Linked DNA regions of Homo sapiens: regions 1 and 3 are each linked to region 2. The links are chromatin contacts, found by Hi-C or POLR2A ChIA-PET in ENCODE. All regions are on one chromosome and are shown on one strand. Each heading gives the region's core, a stretch centred on a gene start or an enhancer-like site at or near the end of the contact. The rest is flanking DNA. Distances are from core to core; before and after follow the strand shown. Region 1 overlaps LOC124901750 (a long non-coding RNA gene). Region 2 holds the start of WDR91 (WD repeat domain 91). Region 3 holds the start of CALD1 (caldesmon 1).

The links. A loop is a pair of places that touch in the nucleus more often than their neighbours do. ChIA-PET counts read pairs that join two places held with the same protein, here RNA polymerase II (POLR2A). Pooled maps may share reads with other maps.
Region 1: a loop to region 2 is called in a pooled map, with 4 times the contacts of the local background. The contact joins the enhancer-like site here to the promoter of WDR91 in region 2. A Hi-C loop is called at or near these places in 4 of 50 pooled maps.
Region 3: a pooled map shows a loop between it and region 2 (3-fold over the local background). The contact joins the promoter of CALD1 here to the promoter of WDR91 in region 2. A Hi-C loop is called at or near these places in 7 of 50 pooled maps. POLR2A ChIA-PET finds 5 or more read pairs at or near these places in 4 of 52 experiments (BJ, K562, activated B cell and 1 more).

The regions. Positions count from the first base shown.
Region 1 is chr7:134,736,812-134,739,511 of GRCh38, reverse strand. The region is part of intron 1 of LOC124901750 (a long non-coding RNA gene); the gene reads left to right. It also overlaps a transcript of CALD1 not described here. Among named protein-coding and RNA genes, the nearest start is that of CALD1, 41 kb to the left of the region's middle. Within about 2 kb of position 1,376, at least 5 of the 41 ENCODE cell types and tissues checked have a DNase peak (open chromatin) inside an H3K27ac peak, as active enhancers do.
Region 2 is chr7:135,210,261-135,212,960 of GRCh38, reverse strand. It overlaps WDR91 (WD repeat domain 91), which reads left to right and starts at 1,435. Exons shown (of 15, transcript NM_014149.4): 1 at 1,435-1,581. The coding sequence starts at 1,459. RefSeq lists a silencer at 1,193-1,732.
Region 3 is chr7:134,778,367-134,781,066 of GRCh38, reverse strand. It overlaps CALD1 (caldesmon 1), which reads right to left and starts at 1,433. Exons shown (of 15, transcript NM_033138.4): 1 at 1,318-1,433. The region is part of intron 1 of LOC124901750 (a long non-coding RNA gene); the gene reads left to right.

The DNA of each region.
Region 1 (2,700 bases), core at 127-2,626, 470 kb after region 2:
ATGTATATGCCCAGCAAAACCAGAAAGTGAACAGCAAGCTTGGCTTAAAAACAGATAGAAAACATAGTTTAGGTGGGACTCACATGCTATTTCATGTTAAGTATGGTATTAAACCTGACAGTATAGGGGGTTGATGGATCAGAAGTGATAAGACCTAGGTTCTAATTCCAGGTCCATCATTTATTGGGTAAATGTAACCTTGGATAAGTCACAGAACTGTACAATTGCTAGGCTTAAGAGACTATCTTGGTCCATTTTGTCCGTTGCTAAATCCCTTTTGTTTGTGCCCATTTGTGTCACATTGTGTGGGCTGATCTCTTCCATATAGTTTTTGCTTGTTTCCCACTATAGAAAACAGACAAGCTCCAAAAACCATTCAAAGTAAAGCTCTGCCCCACTTACGTTGCTTCTATGACTTGAAGTCCAGTCACCAATGTTCCCTCCATAATTAAACTTAAGCAGCAGGCATTGAGTGCCTGTCGAGACCAGGACATGTGCTAAGTTGTGGATTGATACAACGAATCCTAAAATAAATAAAAACACTTGCACATGGTAAGAATTCAAAACTTCAGAATGAATTCAAAACTACTTGAACAATCATACCCAAAATGATTAGTGGACACAATTAAGTCTGCCCAGGGCTCTGCAATTGAACTGTTGCGCTATTCTCTTAGACTCCTTTTGGCCAACATTTGTATCAGTACCTTGAATGAGGAAGCAGTAGGTATGCTGATCAAATGTGCAATGACACAAGTCTAGAGGGGACTTTAAAAGAGACATAACAGAGTTGACAGAATCAAGATTAAAATTATCTTGACATGCCGCGATGCTGGTCCTATAGTTGAGGATCCATCTGACAGTTTTATATACCAGACAGCTCTCATCTAATTTGTTAATAAGAATTTTCAACAGCGAACAATCAAAATCTTCACTAAAACTACTAGAAAATATATTTAATTGGAGGCCAGATAATAGATGACCTTAAATGCAAGGACAGGGAATTTAGACTATTCCACACGCAACACGTGGGCTGTCAACAATTGTTAAGCCAGAAAATCTCACAGTCAAACTGAAGAAAACATAAAGCGTAGATGAAAGAACCTCTAATTCTGATGAGATGGCAGGCTGAAATCACTGGGAAACTCTGCCTTTTGTGTATGCCTAGGATTTGAGGATCAAATATAACAAAACAATTTTTTATGCAAAACTAAGATCACAGAAAGAAGGGGAAATCACAGAAAGAGAAAGAATGAAACCAAGCAAGTTAGCGTGTGAACTGATTCTCCATTTCCCGCAGAATTGGAGTGAGTCACAGAGCTTCAGATTCTGTGGAACTTGGGTTTTAATGACCACAGGAGATAAAGCATTGAGCCTGAACAAGATGGGGGTGGAAATGAGACTTCCTCATAAAGCCAACACCCTTGGAGGCCTGAACCGTCAGGGAGGATATGAACCAGAAAAAAAGAAATTTCTCAACCAGCATAGCAGGATGACACAGAAACACATTTGTCTCTCTTTGTGGAAAAAAACATCTTTCAAAATCTTTGAGAATATGAAACTCTGGACCTACTCTACATACGAATTTGGTTTTTAAAATTACCCTATTGGAATAGCCCAGAAAGTTCCAAGCCAAGAAATTAATGTAAAAACTGGTCCCTGGCTAATAATATTTTGGAATGGCTGGCAGAAGCAATTACAAAAATACTCCAGAGAGACATTCCACCATCCAGAATGCAAGGTGGTTTCACAGGAGCAAGCAAGCCCACACGAAATGAGCTCACAATAAAAGGAATTACAAAACACTGGAGGAAATAATCCATCCTGGGCAGGAGTCTGTAGATACTACTCACATTAGAATTCACGAGCACTACCTCCTGCCTCCCAAGAAACCGAGGCTCTAGAACAACAACATAAAAGATAATACAAAATAAGCATGTTTAGAATGATTGAAGACATTACAGAAGGAAAGAAATCCACAAGATAAACAATACCATGACCAAAAAAAGGCAGATTTTTTTTTAAAGAACTAAATAGAAAGTGTAGAAATAAAATGCATAGTTATTTAAACTAAGAACTTAATGGAGGCCAGGTGCAGTGGCTCATGCCTGTAATCCCAGTACTTTGGGAAGCCAAGGTGGGAGGATTTCTTGAGCTCAGGAGTTCAAGACCAGCCTGGGAAAGTTGGCAAAACCCCGCCTCTACAAAAAAAAATTACAAAAATTAGCCGGGTGTGGTGGTGTGCACCTGTAATCCTAGCTACTCAGGAGGCTGAGGTGGGAAGATCGCTTCAGCTCAGGAGGTCAAGGCTGCAATGAACTGTGATAGTGCCACTGCACTCCAGCCTGGATGACAGATCAAGACCCTGTCTCAAAACAAGTATATATGTAGTTACCATTAGCCAAATCAGATGTCATTTGCTTGAAGATATATATTTCACATATATATTTGAGATATATATCTCTCAAATACTTATCCAGATATATATACATAAATGGATGAACTAAATAGTAAATTAGATACATCTGAAGAAGAATTAGTGAACAAGAAGACCAAGCTAAAGCAACACAGTGAAGGTAGCACAGAAAAATAAAGGGTTGAAAAATTTGGAAGAGAAGTTAATATAGAAAAGACAGCATGAGAAACTTTAATGAAGTCTAAAATGATTTCTAGAAATGAAGAAAGAATGGAGCTGAGGCAATA
Region 2 (2,700 bases), core at 186-2,685:
CATTGTACATGTTATGTAAATTGTTGTTATGCTATATTTAATTTGTGTTTTTAAAAATTGTATTCTTTTTTAAACTGAGACGGTGTCCTGCTCTGTCACCCAGGCTGGAGTGCAGTGGTACAATCACAGCTCACTGCAGCCTCGACCTCCTGGGCTCAAGTGATCCTCCTGCCTCAGCCTCCCAAGTAGCTGGGACCACAGGCAGCACCACCACGCCCGGCTAATTTTTTTTTTTTTTTTTTTTTGAGACAGAGTTTCGCTCTTGTTGCCCAGGCTGGTATGCAATGGCGCGATTTCGGCTCACTGCAACCTCCACCTTCTGGGTTCAAGCGATTCTCCTGCTTCAGCCTCCCGAGTAGCTGGGATTACAGGCATGCGCCACAACGCCCGGCTAATCTTGTATTTTTAGTAGAGACGGGGTTTCTCCATGTTGGTCAGGCTGGTCTCAAACTCCCGACCTCAGGTGATCCGCCCACCTCGGCCTCCCAAAGTGCTGGGATTGCAGGCGTGAGCCACTGCGCTCCGCATTTTTTTTTTTTTTTTTTTTTTGTGGAGATGTGGTTTCGTCATGTTGTCCAGGCTGGTCTCCAACTCCTGGGGCCAAGAGATCCGCCTACCCTGGCCTCCCAAAATGTTAGGATTACAAGTGTGAGCCACTGCGCCCGGCTATTTTTTATTTTTAAAACTTTGGAAAAAATATTTTCAATCCTCGTTGGTTGAATCCGTGAATGCGGAACCCGAGGATGCAGAGACCCGACTGCATAGGAACTTGGTGTATAATCTTCCTGAATTTAAAAAATGTACACACATACATACCTAATTTTTTTTTCACAAGAAACCAGGACTATAGCGTACATACACTGCTATGAAATTTGCCTATCCTAGCAGTGCATCTTGGTTATCTTGCTGTGTAGCCAATTCGTCTTACTAATGAAAGCAGAGATTTGGGGGAGTTAGCGCTCTCTGAGGACACGCGTGTTGTGGCTTCACGCAGGTCACTCTGCTCTTAGGGCTCCAGCTTCCTCCGTGTAGGAGGAGGGCAGGGGACCGGGAGCTCTGCGATGTAACGCCAACCAACAGGGCGCCGCACCCCCTGCCCGCCTCGGGACTACCTGGGATGTTCTTAAGATCCAGTCTTGTTTGACGTGGGTGGCAGCCGCCACTTTCAGTAATTCAGACAAAGCCGCCGCCGGCGCCGCCAGGACCTCCCCTCGCCACTCCTCGGGAGGGGTAAGGGTGACTCGAGCGGCCAGGCGGGCTGGGGCTGGCTCAGGGGCGGGGCCTCGGGCGGGGAGCCGGCCGAGGGGCGGGGCCTCAGGCTGGTCGCCCAGTGCGTGCGGGCTGGTAGGCCTGTCGCGGCGTGACGTGCTCGGCGCCCGCGTCCGGCCCCGCCCCATTTCTCCCAGGCCCCGCCCCTCCGTCCCTCACCGCACCACCCCTAAAGACGCTAGCGCTGCGATGGCGGAGGCCGTGGAGCGCACTGACGAGCTGGTCCGGGAGTACCTGCTCTTCCGCGGGTTCACGCACACACTGCGGCAGCTGGACGCCGAGATCAAGGCGGACAAGGAGAAGGGGTTCCGGGTGAGAGGCCGGCGGGAGCGGCGCGGGCAGAGGCGGCCCGAGGGAGCCGGGGAGCGGGCTTCCCCCCAGCACTGCCTCCGGGGCGAGAGCGGCGCTGTCACTCGCGCCGGGGCGCCGGAGACCTCAGCGCGTCCGACCCCAGCTTGACGGATGAGGAACTGAGACCCTCAGACGGACAGGACCTGCCTGAAGCCGCCCCCCGAGTCAGGAGCATCGCCGAGGCTGGAGCCCCGATGCCCCGGCTCCTGGTCTAGGGTTCTGTCTCCACTCCAGCCTCCTTGGCCAGGATGGCGATGAGGTTTTAGGAGCCGAGGTTAGGTAGATGGTTGCGTTTTGGCAACAGATATTCGTGTTGGCTTCCAGTGGCAGTGGAAGCAAAGAAGTCTGCAGTCCAAAACGTTAGCTGCGTTCAAGTATCTGCGGTGTTTGTTTAAAATGGCCTCGTCAGGGACTCATCGGCAATTTTGCTTCTGCAGTTGTGGAAGACCTCATGGCACATTAGAGAAACCCAAACTTCCCCTGCTCTAAAATGATTTTCCATTGCGAGGTTCTTGGAATGTATATGTGTGTGATTTGTATGTTTGTGTGTACTGACTTCAATGAGAGGCAGTGAGCTAACAGCAAGAGCACTGGAGGGGAGTTAGGAGATCTGGTTTCCTGCCTGGCCAAAGTTAGTGGCTACTTAGTGGCAAAAGCAAATCATTTCACCCCTCTGGGCTTCAGTGGCCTGATCTATAAACTAGGGGCATTGGATTGGTATTGATATCCAAACCCTTTTCCAGATTCTGTACTCTGCTGTAATTGCTCCTCACAAGAAGGTGACTTCCTTGGCTGACACTCTGAGCAGCTACCACGGCTTCGTGGAACTTTGATGACTTGAAGGAGTCAGTCCATGCACCTCCTCATGATCCTTGGGATCTGGGAATTGTGGAGATTGTCTCATAGCTCTTCTTCACCCCACCCCCTTTTTTAAAAATGTGAGGTAACTGAAACTACAGTTAAGCAACACTGCCATTTTTTTTTCTTTTTTGACAGAAAGTCTCACTCTGTCGCTTAGGCTGGAGTGCAGTGGCACGATCTCAGCTCACTGCAACCTCTGCCTTCTGGGTTCAAGCGATT
Region 3 (2,700 bases), core at 184-2,683, 430 kb after region 2:
CACTTCTAGAAGGAGAAATAGGCATTCCCAAGAAAATTATCCCCAAACTTCTAAATACAAAGAGAAAACTTTATTTAATGAATCTCAACCCCAAACTACCGCATTGCATGGAATAAAATCCAGTTGAATCAGTCATTTGCAGCTGGTAGTCTTTAATAGCCAGCACTACTAAAAAATCATCAGATTTACCCTGCTTGCCATATAGCATCTAGTCTTCACTCAGGTTCTAGCTGTATATGTCTGGTTTTGACAAACACATTAGAAGGATTTTCAGTTTACAAGTCCATCTGCATAGTCCTGTTAATAGAAGGCATCTATAAATATCAAGCACTTTGTTCTCATCCACTTTTTTTGACCATGTATTGCCACAGCACTAAAATTCCCCCACCCCTTGCCATCAGCTCTTTCTAAAAGGAATTCCAGGCTACTACCAACTAGCTGCCTTGTACTACTGTTTCAGACACCCAAATATGTCTATCTAGATATAAAAGCCTGCCTCCTTCCTTTCTGAAACACATTGCCAATCGACATCTCTTTAGATTCTCTAGACACACTCAGGCACACTTTCAAACAGAAAAAAAGATTTCTTAAAAAATAGTTTGGTAGGACGTTAAATGTGCTTTCTAAAAAAACACACCCACTAGCGCATGCATTCTCTTGTTATTAGGTTTTATAGGAAACAGACCAGCCTAGGCATCTTCTGTCTTAGCAAATATCCCATCAGTGACATTAACCCAACCAGTGCTAGGTGCTAGTGATCTCTCCATCTCTGACCGTATTTCCTTGCAACTCTGGAAGTCTAGTTTTAAATACTGGCAGCAGACTATAACGCAAAAGCCTTTGGTTAAAAAAATCATTCCCTTTTGGCTTCTCATCAACCTAAAGGATTGTTGATTTTGTTTTTAAAGCAAAACCTCTTCAAATCTTTGGCAATAAAAGATGCAGAAGAGACTGTGTGAGCAGTCTGGTGCAGTAGGCTTGCTAACACTGGCCTTTGGATATCAGGTATAATCTCATATGGCTGTCCTAAACAAAAGGCTATCCTAATCAAAGTTGCCAGTGTTCCCTAAATGTAAGTCTCTATATGGTCACTCTTCTTGTCCCAATTCTAAAAACAAAACTGGAAATCTCATCCTGTTTGCCTTCCGGGAATATCCGTATGGCAGTGAAGCCCAGTCAGGCTCGGGAGTTTGCATGGTTTATTGCCTTGAACATTCTTGCATCTCCAGCTACCTTAGCCAGGAATGTTGACTGAAAGCCGGAGAAAGTCCCCAGATTCTCTCTAGAAGATAAAAAAGAAAGCCTTCTGTGCCTTACCTTGTAGTCTGAAACTTCTTCCCGAGGACTAAGTCGGAAAGGAAGGACTGATTTCTTTAAGCAGGAGCACAGCCAGAGAGCAAGCAGGCGGGCAGGCAGGCAGCCGAATACACACTGCTCTATTCAATAAAACTCCAGACCGCCCTTCCTTGGCCCCTCCCAGAAGTCCATGCTAAGTGAACACATATCCCCTATGTTTACAGTCGGGAGGCGGTGGTATGCATTGTCCTGTCGTTTTTCTAATAGGCAGCCAATGACGACACCCCAGCCAAGGTGGATGCAGCCTGCCTGTGGAGATGCCTGTCATTCCCTAGGCATGCTCAGGAAATCACTCATCAGAAAACCCAAGACCTAAAAAGCTCTGAAACTGCGTGCACGCTGCCAAAACCAGCCTGCTCCATGCCCTTTTTTGGTTATCCTTAGCAGGGCCTCTGGAAGTGAATCCATTGTCAGGAACAATCATAAGAAATGTTAATCTTGGAGAAAGAGGCTGTCTTGTAGAACACAAATGCAGCAATAAAAAGAAAGCACAGTCTCTGAAACAAAAAGTTAACAGATCAGTTTATTGGGCGTGGGGGTGGGGAAGGCTTCTTACCAGAGGGAGTCTTAATAGTATATTTCTTTTCAAAGTACTTGCACATACAAAATGAGTTTAAATTGTTATGCAATTCTAAAACCTGAAGGAGACAGGACCCGGGTCTGCTGAGCAGACTAAATTCTAGCCTGAAAGAGGCACACCTCCCCAAAATACGTCTGCATGTGTTATAAAAATAAGTGACCAAAGGGAAACCAAAAGCGTAGGTCTTTTTTAGCAGGTAATACTGGCCAGAATAAACCTAAGGTCCTACAGGCTTGGATATCCTCACTGGCTTCACTTTCCTCTCCTTATCTCTTTTGTTTCCTCAGATTTGGTGATGTGGAGATAGTACTAGAAATTCCTAGAAATTGATGCACATCAGAGAGGGTATGAAGAGACCCACCACCTGCTTTGGGCTGGGGTAGACAGATGCATATATCCCGCAGAGGTGACATAATGTTCAGGTGACGTCTTGAAAGTGCTCCGACCAACTCTTCATGGTTAGGATGTGTGCTATAAGAGGGTCAGAATTAGTAGATGCTAATGAGAATTAAGGTAACTGGCCCACACATAGTCTTGTCCTTTTCAATACAGAATTCACTCAATTAGTACTTAATTAAAATTGAAATCCCCTTTTTTTGGAGCACTTACTATTTGTCAGGCCTGGGGATAGGTGCAAGATCTATGTCTCATTGTTATATGTTTGAGACTGTTTCATCACTGACCAAGAAGTTTCACAATATTTTTCCTGGCTAATTACAAGTCCAGATACTGGTCTTTAAAAATGGGAGGTTTTACTATATGCC